2 separate regions of the Mus musculus genome follow, and region 2 is linked to region 1. A link is a contact called in ENCODE Hi-C or POLR2A ChIA-PET data. All regions are on one chromosome and are shown on one strand. The core of a region is the stretch at or near the end of the contact, and the rest is flanking DNA. Distances in the headings are between cores, read along the strand shown. Region 1 holds the start of Ssx2ip (synovial sarcoma, X 2 interacting protein). Region 2 holds the start of Rpf1 (ribosome production factor 1 homolog).

Evidence for each region. Hi-C counts contacts between places; a loop is a spot of excess contacts on that map. ChIA-PET counts read pairs that join two places held with the same protein, here RNA polymerase II (POLR2A).
Region 2: a loop to region 1 is called in a map of heart, with 4 times the contacts of the local background. The contact joins the promoter of Rpf1 here to the promoter of Ssx2ip in region 1. A Hi-C loop is called at or near these places in 5 of 37 maps with a recorded cell type or tissue (gastrocnemius, heart and v-Abl transformed pro-B cells). POLR2A ChIA-PET finds 5 or more read pairs at or near these places in 2 of 5 experiments (Patski and embryonic stem cell).

What each region holds. Positions count from the first base shown.
Region 1 is chr3:146,403,099-146,406,319 of GRCm38, reverse strand. Ssx2ip (synovial sarcoma, X 2 interacting protein) reads right to left here and starts at 1,678. Exons shown (of 14, transcript NM_001355661.1): 1 at 1,385-1,678.
Region 2 is chr3:146,519,964-146,523,011 of GRCm38, reverse strand. Rpf1 (ribosome production factor 1 homolog) reads left to right here and starts at 1,589. Exons shown (of 9, transcript NM_027371.3): 1 at 1,589-1,843. The coding sequence starts at 1,616.

The DNA.
Region 1 (3,221 bases), core at 429-2,928:
TTCAAGTCCCTGTGGAAAAGTGTTTTCTAGGCGCTCTCTCCCCCCCCTCTCTCTAGCTGAATGCTAAGTGAGGGCACTTTCACAAAATCTGTATCCTAACCGGTTTGGGCCGACAAGCTGGTTTGTCCAGTTTTCCCATTTTAAGAGAGCCCAAGTACATAATTTGACTGGGCTGGGTTGGAGGCCTTCTGGGCTAACATGAACAGTTAACTTTTCCATGGTGCGTACACCTGCCTGAGCAAGCCTAGGATGCTGTGGACTTAACAAGTCTTGTCACAAGGCTCAAGTGTGTCATGGATCGAGTTTCACATTTCATCCTGGAGTGGCCCGGCCCCAGCAGTTATCTCCAAGCTGCTGTGGCCCTGTTACTTAATCCCTGGACCTATTATCTTCCCTGTACAGATGGAGAACAAGAAGGAAAGGAAGGGTGTAAAATGACAGGCTGTAGGGGCCCCAACAGTTACCAAAGAAAACGCCCCGGTTTGAATTCTATCCATTCCTAATCCTCTCAGAGAGCCACTTTGTACGAGGAACTTCTGTGCACACCGGGCAGGACAAAGTGTCGACTGGGAGCACAGCTTTTCTTGTTTAGTTTGAATGAACACTCTAAGCTTCGTGGGCCCACAGGCTCTTGGGGAGTAAGGAGATTGGATGGCTTAAGTTTTGCTAGCTGGATCGACGGTTTTGAATTTTATCCAGCCTCGTAAATGTGTCACGTCATATACAGACCTTTCCGTTCAAGATCAAATTTGGGACTAGAAAGGTTTTCCTCCGGAACCTTGCGGGCTCCATGGTAGCACTATTTTCAGCTAACTCCAGGCCTGGACTCTAAACTGAATTGAAGCAAATATCAAATCCAGAAGGCTCTCATCCTTGGGCTCCACCTTTCATCCAGCCTGGATTCTAGAAGAAACTCCCGGCTCTCACAACTGCATCGGCGTGGCTGGTTATGAATCTGACACGCAGGACTAAGGAGCCTGAACTGTGGGTATTAATGTAAAGATTCCTCTACTGGTGCTGATGGGGAATTATTGGGCAAGTTTTATTTCCTGGGCCCAGGTGACTTGCATAACCCAGCAATCTGCACCAGGAGAAATATGTGCTGACCCGGACAGAGCTCACCATTTACGCACTCTACACCACTGGAAAATCCGGGGCCAAATAATTTCTCAAACAAGCCTGCCCCTGCGATGATGTAAGTTCTTCCCCTAAACGTGGGGCTGGACCACTATGAGCCACCTACCCCTGCAGCAGCGGCAGACCTCACTCGCTAAGTCCTGCGGCAGCCTCGGAGGACTCGCCAAGCCCGCGCGGTCGGGCCAAAGGGACCCCGCGCGCGCCCGCGCCGCATCCCGAAAGGGCGCGGGGCCCCCCCAGCACCTACCTCGCACTTTCCGCTGCAGGCGGCGGGCAGCAACGCTCTCCAACCGCTGCAACGGCCGCGACGAGCCCGCCCAGAGTCGGCCCCGGTGCCTGCGTCCACGTCCAGCCCGGTGCCCTCCTCCCCGCCTGCGCGTCACAATCCCGCCGCTCACCGTCACGGCTCCGGGAGCGGCTCACGCCTCCCGCAGCCCGCGGGCCCGCACCCGCGGCGGCACGCAGCGGCTCCGCGCAGCCTCCAGCCCGCCCGGTCCGCCCGGCCCGCCTCTCGCCGCTTTCCTCGGCGGGCGCCCATCCCACCCCGCCCCGCGCTGGCGCCGCCCATTGGCTCCGCCGGTTGCCAGGCGACGAACAACCGCGGCCCGCATTGGTCCAGCGAGGACTAGCCTCCGACAACCCCCAGCAGACGCCAAGCCGCTCTCCCCCGCGCAGCTGCGGCTACCGCACCTGTTACACCCGGGGTCACCCGGCCGCTGCTCCCCGCCCCCAGCTCTCCACGGGGACAAGAGGAGGGTCCTAGCCGCTTTAGAGCCGGGCCTCTGAGGCCACCCCTGAACCCCAATGCTCTCTGGAGAACCAGGTGCGCTCCCCAGAACGGAGAGACACCGGGGCATTCCAGAATTAGGTCAGGCCCTGGAGAAGGAAGGTAGTGGCCTCTGGAATCAATGCGCCAATGCACAGAAATCCGTGTAAAACCAGGGCCAGGGTAGTGCGCGTGAAACCCCGAGTTCATTCCTCAGGACTGCACAGAACGCATGTGAGGGTCTGTGATCCGGCAGAATTGAAGTACAAGGTCATTGGCAGCTTGAGGCTAGCCTGGGCGTTATGAGAGAAGCTCAAGTAGTGAATAAAACAAACTAAGGCAAAGGAAGGGACCTAGGGAGGAGACAGCTGGAAAGGGAAACTAAGAAAAGGTACTTGTGAACTAGACCTTGATGAAAAACTCCCTAGGCCCTCTCCATGAGTGCCAAGAAAATGTAGGACAGTGGCAATTGGCCAAATCCACTTGCCTCTCCCTACTATTTTCACCTAAAGTTCCCCTGGGAAAGGAAAATGGAGAAACCTTAGTAAAGGGTAGGGTGGTGGGGTTCTAGCAAGCTGTTTACTCAAGAGGAAAAAAAAAAAGAGGTTTGGGGTTAAGTGGCTCCTGTGAGAACAAAACATCGTAAAAGGAACACAAGAAATACACCACTGCCACAGAAGAACAAGACAGAGAGGAACAAGGACTACACATGCCCACAGTGCTAGGTAGAAGATCAGAGTGCAGAAATGAACAATGGATTTGAAGGAGATTGGATGCTAAATACAGGTAGCAAGGATACATCATTACAAAGGCGCTTTGGAGCACAGTGCCAGTGAGAAATTACTGCCAATGACTGTCTTACTCTCGAAGTTAGACCATTAGTGGGGTGAGGTTGCTCCCTCTGCATCCGAGGGGGTGTTCTGAAAGTTCCCTTGTCCACTCTCCAAAACACTCCTTTTCCTCTCTCAAGAAACATCTTAACGTGGCATTTATTCTTTAAATGCTGAGTCCGGCTTGGCCGTGCAAGGGACAGCATGGTATGGTCCCACCCCTGGAACAGAGAGAGCAGGGCACGGGCCTCCATGAATGTTCAATGGCTGCTGTGGGCATAAGGCTTGTTTGTATAATAATGTACATATTCTATGTTCCTCCATCAGGGAATGCTCCCCGTTAAGGTTAATGATAATCAGAGACAGCGCAAGTCTGGGAGGCAAAAGTATGTCCTTAGCAAACACGGTAAACACTGTGACCTTCAGGGCTGCCCTTAAAAGGCTGTGGGAAAGAACTCTGAAAATGTGAGTTCAAGACTAAATTTCTC
Region 2 (3,048 bases), core at 340-2,839, 120 kb before region 1:
GTGGATTTACACCAGCATTGCCACAAACATAAATTATGTTCTGCTACAACTTAACAACAGTTACATCACTAACCAATAGGATTGGTTTCAGCTCCGTGGTGACTGGAGACCTGTAGCTGAGATTTCTCACTATGAAGTAACTGCCTACTTAGTGGCTCCAACAACAGACTTGGAAAGTGTCTTGGTTTACGAGTTTTTGTTCTATGACTATAAAAAAGGCTTTAGGAACCTGCTTCTACCTTGGAAAAGGGAATTTTGGGATGCCTGAACCTATGTTTCCAGGCCACTCATATTTGGCTCCAGAATAAACTGTCTCATTTTTCTCTAAGGTGAGAGCTGTGCGAATACTACCTTTGTTCAATTCATTAACATTTCTCACTCCACCCATCTTCCCTTAGTTTCTTCTTAAATAATAATAAATAACTTTTAAGAATTATTTAATGTAGCCGGGCGTGGTGGCGCACGCCTTTAATCCCAGCACTCGGGAGGCAGAGGCAGGCGGATTTCTGAGTCCGAGGCCAGCCTGGTCTACAAAGTGAGTGCCAGGACAGCCAGAGCTACACAGAGAAACCCTGTCTTGAAAAACCAAAAAAAAAAAAAAAAAAAAAAAAAAAAGAATTATTTAATGTATATGAATACATTGTAGCTGTCTTCAGATACACCAGAAGAAAGCATCAGATCCCATTACAGATGGTTGTGAGCCACCATGTGGATGCTGGGAATTAAGCTCAGGATCTCTGGAAGATCAGTCAGTACTCTTAATCACTGAGCCATCTTCCCAGTCCCCTTAAATAATTATTATGAGTATTGTTTTTTATGTGTAAATCAAGGAGACTGTAAATTCAGCTTTATGACAACCACTCACTTAGCATCTACAAAGCCTGAGTCAGGGCCGTAGCGCCTTAAAAATAAAGCAAAATGCCTGATCATTTTCTCCCTCAAAATCCACCAAGAGGACTACATCTTACACAAAACACAGCGTCTTTACAAAACCCTCACAGAATCTATTCAACTTCAAGCCTCTTCTTCTCTCCTAAATTTTCGTCTGACTTCTGGTGTCTGTGGTGTTTGAGTGGTAGACTAGTTTGCTGCTGCTAAGGGGCCTCGCAGCTGGCCGTTTCCATTGTCTGGTAGGCGTTATCAGTTTATCTCAGATGAAAGGATTTTCCTGCATTGCTGCATAAGCATTAAGTCTGAGACCAGTGAGAACGTTGGAAGTGTGATGCTTCTTTGCTCTCTTTTTAATCTTGTTCTGTTTAGAAATTGTTCTATTAGAAATAATGTACAGTCGGGAACGAACTCTGAATTTTGACACTTTCTTTCTTTCTTGGGGGGAGGGGAGTTCGAGACAGGGTTTCTCTGTGTAGCCCTGGCTGTCCTGGATCTCAGGCTGTAGACCAGGCTGGCCTCGAACTCAGAAATCCGCCCGTCTCTGCCTCCCTAGTGCTGGGATTAAAGGCGTGCGCCACCACCAGCGTCCAGCCTTGGCACTTTCTTACATAGCTAATCCATAAAGCAAAGCGCTAGTTCCGGAACTTGGCGGCCCCGGAAGTAAAACCGTATGACCCGGGTCAAAGACAGAGAGCACTTCCGTTTCCGTACAGCCGTAAACAACATGGCGAAGGCCGGCGAGAAAAGTGTTGGTGGCGGCAAGCGAGGCTTGAAGAGGAAAGCTGCCGCTGAAGAGCCTCAAGAGGCTGCGGCCGCGAGCGATGGGACGGCGGAGAGCGGGGTGCAGCCCGCGAAAGCGGCCGCCTTCCCCCCGGGCTTCAGTATCTCGGAGATTAAGAACAAGCAGCGGCGACACTTGATGTTCACGCGGTGGAAACAGCAGCAGCGGAAGGTACGCGCGCGGGGTTGGCGGGGCACGAGCGCAGGGGCGGGGCCGGGAGCGCGCGGGGCTGGGGGGGGGGCGACGTGCGCGCGCGGGGTTGAAGGGGCGGGGCCGGGGGCGCGCGGGGTTGAAGGGGCGGGGCCGGAGGCGCGCCCCCAGCCCCTCGCTTGGCTACGGGGTCCCCAGCGTCAGCCTTTTGCCGGATGAGCTTGGCGTAGGGGAATCCGGCCCTTGCCTGCTCCGTGGGTTGCACTCTCTGGGAAGCCGAGGGATTTGGAACCGACGATCCAGCCTCTGGCCGGAGATGGCAGAGGGTCCGCCCCCTGCCTTTGCGCATCCCGCCTGCCTAGCGTTGGTGGTAAACTCCAGGTCCTAAACGTGGCCCCAGACTCTTTCAAGGAACCATTGGTGAAGTTTCAGCACTGTGAAGTGTCTGTCATAGCTGTGTTTGCTCTCTTCCGCCTTGTGCTCGCACTGAAAACTAGACAGACTTGTAAGTAAGCCTTGCCCAGGATCATGAGGCTCATTTGTGTCTAAATTACAATTTTAAAAATTCCCTATTACAGCATACACAGCAACTAACACATGATTTTATATTTGTGTTCTCTTACTGGAGGACCTTGGCTGGATCTTTTCGTAAGTGCTAGGTCGCTACTGGAGTTCTTTTTATTTATTTATTTATTTTTTAAAGATTTATTTATATGAGTGCACTGTAGCTGTCTTCAGACACACCAGAAGAGGGCATCAGATCCCATTACAGATGTTTGTGAGCCACCATGTGGTTGCTGGGAATGAACTGAGGACTTGTGGAAGAACAGTCAGTTGTGGAGGTTTTTTGGTTTTTGTTTTTTTGTTTTTTTCAAGACAGGGTTTCTCTGTGTAGCCCTGGCTGTCCTGGAACTCACTTTGTAGACCAGACCTCGAACTCAGAAATCTGCCTGCCTTTGCCTCCCAAGTGCTGGGATTAAAGGCGTGCGTCACCACCGCCGGGCTTGATTTGCAATTTTGAGGGAGGAATGTCCTAAAAGCCTTTTTTTTTTGGACTGAAGATCAGTAGGCACTACAGAATGTGTCAGACATTTTGTCTAGATTCAGGAGATTATAGTGTATACTAAGTAACAACTGAACATGTTTGCAACTTCCTATTGACCTTAATAGGTAGTTTTGGTTATAACCTATAAGAATAACTAGTGGTGACCTTATTGGAAATGTCC